Linked DNA regions of Homo sapiens: region 2 is linked to region 1. The links are chromatin loops, found by intact Hi-C in ENCODE. Cell type or tissue: endothelial cell of umbilical vein. All regions are shown on one strand. Each heading gives the region's core, and the rest is flanking DNA. Links, peaks and the distances in the headings are about the cores only. Region 1 overlaps RAD51B (RAD51 paralog B). Region 2 has its middle 21 kb from the start of ZFP36L1.

Region 1 (2,805 bases), core at 30-2,529:
TTTTTTGGTATAAATATTTTGCACTTCATATAAATTTTAGATTCAGCCTGAAAATTTTGAGAAAAAACTATTAAGTTTTCACTGGGATTGTAATGAATCTGTGTTGAACTCAGGGTGAATTGACATCTTTAATAATATGGAATTTTCCATGACCATGATCATGTTTTCTCTCCCAATTGATTAGGTCTCCTTTAATTTCACTCAGAAATATCTTATGGTTCTCAGTGCAGAGGATTGTGATGGTATTTTGAATGACTATGAATAAATTTTTGGCTGATATATTAAGTCAATAATAGATACCTTTGATTTTTATTATTATTTCTATATTATTATGCAGTTCTCAGCCTTGAAGTTTGAAAGACTTTAATAAGACATTGACACCAGTCTCCCACTTAATGCTGGAATGCTCAATTACAAATCCCTGGCAAATGTTCATTAGACTTTGAACTCTTCCAATGCTGGAGAAATAACTGTTACACAAAACACCCTATTCCATTTGGGGACAGTTTGAATTGTTGGAAACGTTCTTTTTATATTGAGCTAGTTTTCTGCCTGTTGTCTGCCCTTTGGAGTCATGGAGATGAGTTTGCCCTCTCTCCTACAGAGTACCCTCCAGCTATTCGTAGATAGCTAATCTGCCCAATGAATTCTTTTTTCTTGTTGAAACAATTCTAGTTTCTCTACTTATTCCTCGCATGACATGATTTTTGTATCTTTTCTCTTTCTCTGACTCTTTTGACATGCTCCAGTTTTCTGTATTTTCTTTAACTTTTGGCATCCAGAATAGAAGCAACACTCCAACTGTGTCCAGACCAGTGCAGAGCACAGAAAGACTATTTTTTTTCCTTACTCTGAACACTATACTTCTGCTAATCTGGCCTTAAATATCATCAGGGTTTTCAGCAGCCAAGTCACACTGTTGGCTCATGTAATGTTCACTGTCAGCTAAAACCCCTAGATCTTTTTCACATGAACTCTTATTCAGACTGCTCATTCTTTCATCCTGAACTTAGGCCTGTAATAGTTTTCTTTCTTGTGTTCATGTAATAGAGTTTACATTTATTCCCATTCAGTCTCAGAACTTCAGACCAATCTTCTAGTCAGTCTTTTGTGGAGTCTATAGGCTTGACAAAAGAAAAAACTCAGACTCCAGTGAATACCACAAACAGTTATTTGCTTTAGGTTCAGGAAATGAAAATGTGCTGGTTTTAAGTTTCTGAAGTTGCCTCCCTCCTTCATCTCATTCCGTCCTCCCCCTTCAGTTCTTTGGTCCGAGACCCAATAGAGGATGTCTACAGCCACTCTCCCTCTAGGGAGGGCCTGGGTCTCATCTTCCACCCACTGCCATTCAATAATAGCTTGGGTCTGTCTTGGCTAAGCCAAGGGAACATCCAGCTTCACTGAGAAAACCTTTGCTGCATGGTGATACGCCACCTACTTGCACTGTAGCGTTGTCTGGCAGGTTTGGCCCATTGTCTCCCAGAGGAAACAGAAAACAACTCCCCAGCAACCCGCCAATCTCTTTTGTCCCCACAGTCGAGCTCTGGAAAATATCTGAATGCCACAGAAGTGGGAGTACCCTTTGATGTTTATATTGGCTGGCTCCTTTTCCTTTTTGCTTTTTCTTTTTTTCATTTAATAATCAGGGTAGTAGAAAATGCGGAGAATTAACCGCATGACAGCAGCAGAGGAATTCATTAGAGAAACAGAGATGAATTCTGCTCAGATTTCAGGCTCTCAGGCAGAAGACACAAAGGAGTAATCGTCTTCTAGTTTTTTTTAATCATTTCTTTTGTGGCACCTTCCTTGTCCATGAAGGCAATCTCAGCGTCTGGCATGGGGGAGCCCAAGAACATAGGCAGTGCAAATGGTGGCTTTGATTTGGGGATTATTACAGCAATATTAACCACTTCCTTCTTACCTCTCTTTGAAAAGATGGAGCTTGTCATTCTTGGAGAAGGCAGTGAACAGTGCTATGTTATTGCTTTTATTTAAAGTATTACCCACTAAAACTTCATTTTAAAATTGGGAAAAATGTGCATAACATTTTACTATGGAAAATTCTTGAACAGAGCAAAAAATGCTGAGGAATATAATTTTGCAAATGTGTTCTCTTCTAACTTAATATCCTCAGAGACCCTTCCTTTTATGAGCCTCAAAGACAGCTTTAGTGATGGCTTACACAAAACTAAGTAAATTTACGCATACAATTTTACTTGAAGGAAGTTGGTAAAATAAATCAATAATTTTTTTTTCTTCTTGAGACAGAGTGTCACTCTGTCACCCAGGCTGGAGTGCAGTGGTGTGATCACGGCTCACTGTAGCCTCAACCTTGCAGGTTCAAGTGATCCTCCCACCTCAGCCTCCCAAGTAACTGGGATCACAGGCATGTGCCACTATGCCTAGCTAATTTTTTTTTTTATTTTTAGTAGAGATGAGGTCTCGCTATGTTGCCCAGGCCGGTCTCAAACTCCTGGACTCGAGCAATCCTCCCGCCTTGGTCTCCCAAAGTGGGATTACAGGTGTAAGCTACCATGCCCATCCACATGGTTTTTTCTATAATTGTACAAAGGCAGCAGCTGGATCCCCAGAAGCTACTGGTAATACTAAGATTTCCCTCCCAAAGTCGAAAGTAGTCCTGATTGCTTTGCTTAAGTAGTAGAGTTTCATTACTATTTTAATTCCTCATGAATTTTTTAAAAAATACAAATCATATTCGGAGTTTCATATTGAAATTATTTAAGAGAAAATTTTTTTCTCAAGTACTGTTACACACTTTAAAAGCGTGTATGTAATTTATTGATT
Region 2 (2,805 bases), core at 290-2,789, 570 kb after region 1:
AAAGGCCAGTTCCTCTCCCACCCTGTCCTCTCTCCTGAAAAGGATTTAATTGAGCATCTATACTCCCTCTCTCTGCATGTCTGCAGCACACCAAATCAGTGTGATTAGGGACACTGTGGCAAGTTAGTGTTCTGGCTTGGCCTCAGGGTCCCGTGGAGACAGGTCCAGCGGTGCTTCAGCCCTGGGCTCAAGCTGTGGCAGGGAGAGAGGCAGTCCAGCGGCAGCAAGGATGGGAAGAGCAGCTGGACACTCAGAGCATCGTCACCACAGCAGAAGGCAAACTCCAGCCCTGCCGCTCCCCTCTCCTCCACTTTGCTAAAACAAGCCAGAGAAGAACTGCAGGCCTTCCCAGAGGACCCTCACCTGCCAGCCTCTCTAGCAAGTCTGAATGGAGGCCCCTCCCTGTCTACTTAGCCCTCTCCAGTGGTCCGGCACTACATTCCTCGCTCTATAATTTCTTCTACCTTGATCTTTAAGCGTTTTCTTGCCTGTGTAATCATTTCACCTTTCATGCCTGTTAGTGCTGTTTCTGAAAGAAAAGGGACTGTGTCATAGTCATAGCTGCACCCCGGGTAATATCCACAGACACATAGTAGATCTCAGGAAATGCTTGTTCTGAGAGTGGCTGGGCAGGGTAAGTTAGAACCCACCCCGGTGCTCCCTGCTCTTTCCCCACGCTGCTACCAAAGCACCAGCCCTCCCACCATCACCTTCTCTGTTTCCCTGCCTCTCTGCACTGAGAGTCCTGGAGTCAGCACTCCTGTCCACTCACATTGGAATCCTCCTTGCCTAGCATGGTGGCTGGCACATAACTGTTATTGGTATTCACTCATTTCACATTTATTCCACGCCTTCCATCATGTATGTCTTAGAATGCTTTCTACACAATGTCTTTGATTTTTCAACAACAACTCCATAAGAGTCCATAAGGTGGGTATTCTCCCGTTTTACAGCTGGAAAAACTAAGGCAAGCAGAAGTTAAATGCCTTGACCAAGGCCAACCAGTGTGGCAAAATGTCTTGACCGAGGCCACCCAGCGTGGCAAGGAGAAGTTCAATGCCTTGACCGAGGCCACCCAGGCAGAGGCAAGATTCAAACCCAGGCCTCTCAGGTACCCAAAGCCTAGTTCTCTCTTGTAGACCGGCTGCTTCTCCAGCCTCAGGGTGAAAGCTCCTCCCATCCAAACATTCAAACTGTGGGTTACAGCGTGTCACTTCAGTGGAAAGTCTGTTTCTCCTCGAACCCAGGGAGAGGTCTCGGGGAGCTGCAGCCTGGAGCTTTCTACCGCTTTCTACCGCCCATGTTGGGAGCATGGGAAGCGGGTGTTTTTCTTGCTTGCGGCCTTGGTGGCCATTTCCTACAGTGTATCCGCACTGGAGAATGACAGGAAGAAGTGGCTTCCGGCTGGTGCAGGGAGGAGCCTGCCTCTGCCTGCCCTACAGAGAAGGGATTTTTTTTTTGCTCCAAAGCAGCAGCCACTCTGCCTTGCCCTTGGACAGGGAACACAGGAGAACTAGGAAATGATGAGTTTGGGGTAGTTATTACATTTGTTTTTAATACAATTGATTAAGCTTATATAATTTCATCTTTAATAATGGCTGTGTTTAACCGCTGATTTCCAAAATGCCTGAAAATCGAGCAATCAGTGCTCATGAACCAATATTATATAGGACCAATTACTTCTCAGGGCTGTTGTAAATCCAAATACCATAATGTCAGTGTTCACCAGCAGGTTGCTGGAACCAGCTGTGTGACCTTGGGCAAGCTTCTTAACCAGCATATGCTTCAGGTCTTGCCCATCTGTAAAATGAGACCATTGTGAAGATAATAGGATATATATATATATGTAAAGAACCTAGCCAGGGTAGACTGGGTGAGGTGGCTCACACCTGTAATCCCAGCACTTTGGGAGGCCAAGGTGGGTGGATCGCTTGAACCCAGAGTTTGAAACCAGCCCTGGCAACATAGGGATACCCTGTCTCTAAAAAAGAAATAATAAAATAAAATAATAAAAAAGAACCTGGCCAGGGTGGGACCAGGGTGACAGCGGCACTCACAAAGGACCAGGCACTCAGTCTCAGGGTCAGCAGCTGAATGCCTCCTTAAATTTTGTACACTAGGCCCCTCGCTTGCCTGACACTTGTCTGAGCCCCACTCTTGGCACATAGTAGGTACGTGCTATTATTTACTACAAGAGCTTCAAGGAGGGTGTAACCTAACAGCAATGTAAAGATGAGGAAAGTTATCTAATAATACATGAGAAAAACACCAGCGTGGCACATTGTCCTGGGACATATGGTAGATACCCAATGAGCTTTTCAGATAATGAGGGTTGTATTTCAGCAATGAAACCCACAGCCTGCTGAGGAGACATCTCTAGAAGATTCAGGGCTGTCTCTGAAAACACCTGCGACAAGCAAAAATTTCTTTGCGTTGTTTTGAAAGATAAAAAATACTAATCTTCAAAATGTACTTCCTGCTGCATAGTAGGTAGATAGGCACCGTAAGATTGCTCTCCCCTAACAGTGCTTCTAGTGAAATTAACAGCAGGGGATGATGGGCCTGTTAACCCTGCAGCTTCCCAAGTTCCCTGACTCAACACTGGGCACCCACCACCCAGAGTCGGTGGTTGGCGGGGAGGAAGATGCTAAGACACTGGCCCTATGTGGGGAGGGGAGGGCTGTATGGGCTGGAGGAGGTAAGCTGTCACTCATTGAGGATGTACAGAAGGGGAATTGGGGTTGATGCCTTGAATAGAATGGCTGGAAAATTCTAAAAGTATACTTTCAAAGGAGACAACCCTCA

What was found. A loop is a pair of places that touch in the nucleus more often than their neighbours do. Peaks named below come from ENCODE experiments on the same cell type or tissue, not always from the same donor. Only the 100,000 strongest peaks of a DNase experiment are listed, where the experiment ranks them.
Region 2: it touches region 1 in a loop (26-fold over the local background); 2 of 110 quality-filtered maps call a loop at or near these places.

What each region holds. Positions count from the first base shown.
Region 1 is chr14:68,198,411-68,201,215 of GRCh38, forward strand. The region is part of intron 7 of RAD51B (RAD51 paralog B); the gene reads left to right. Among named protein-coding and RNA genes, the nearest start is that of RAD51B, 380 kb to the left of the region's middle. In endothelial cell of umbilical vein, for the core only: a CTCF peak has its summit at 1,448; a DNase peak (open chromatin) is centred at 1,511; H3K27ac peaks cover 1,030 bases.
Region 2 is chr14:68,770,509-68,773,313 of GRCh38, forward strand. No RefSeq gene overlaps it. Among named protein-coding and RNA genes, the nearest start is that of ZFP36L1, 21 kb to the right of the region's middle. In endothelial cell of umbilical vein, for the core only: no CTCF peak of the experiment used is centred there; a DNase peak (open chromatin) is centred at 1,383; H3K27ac peaks cover 1,189 bases.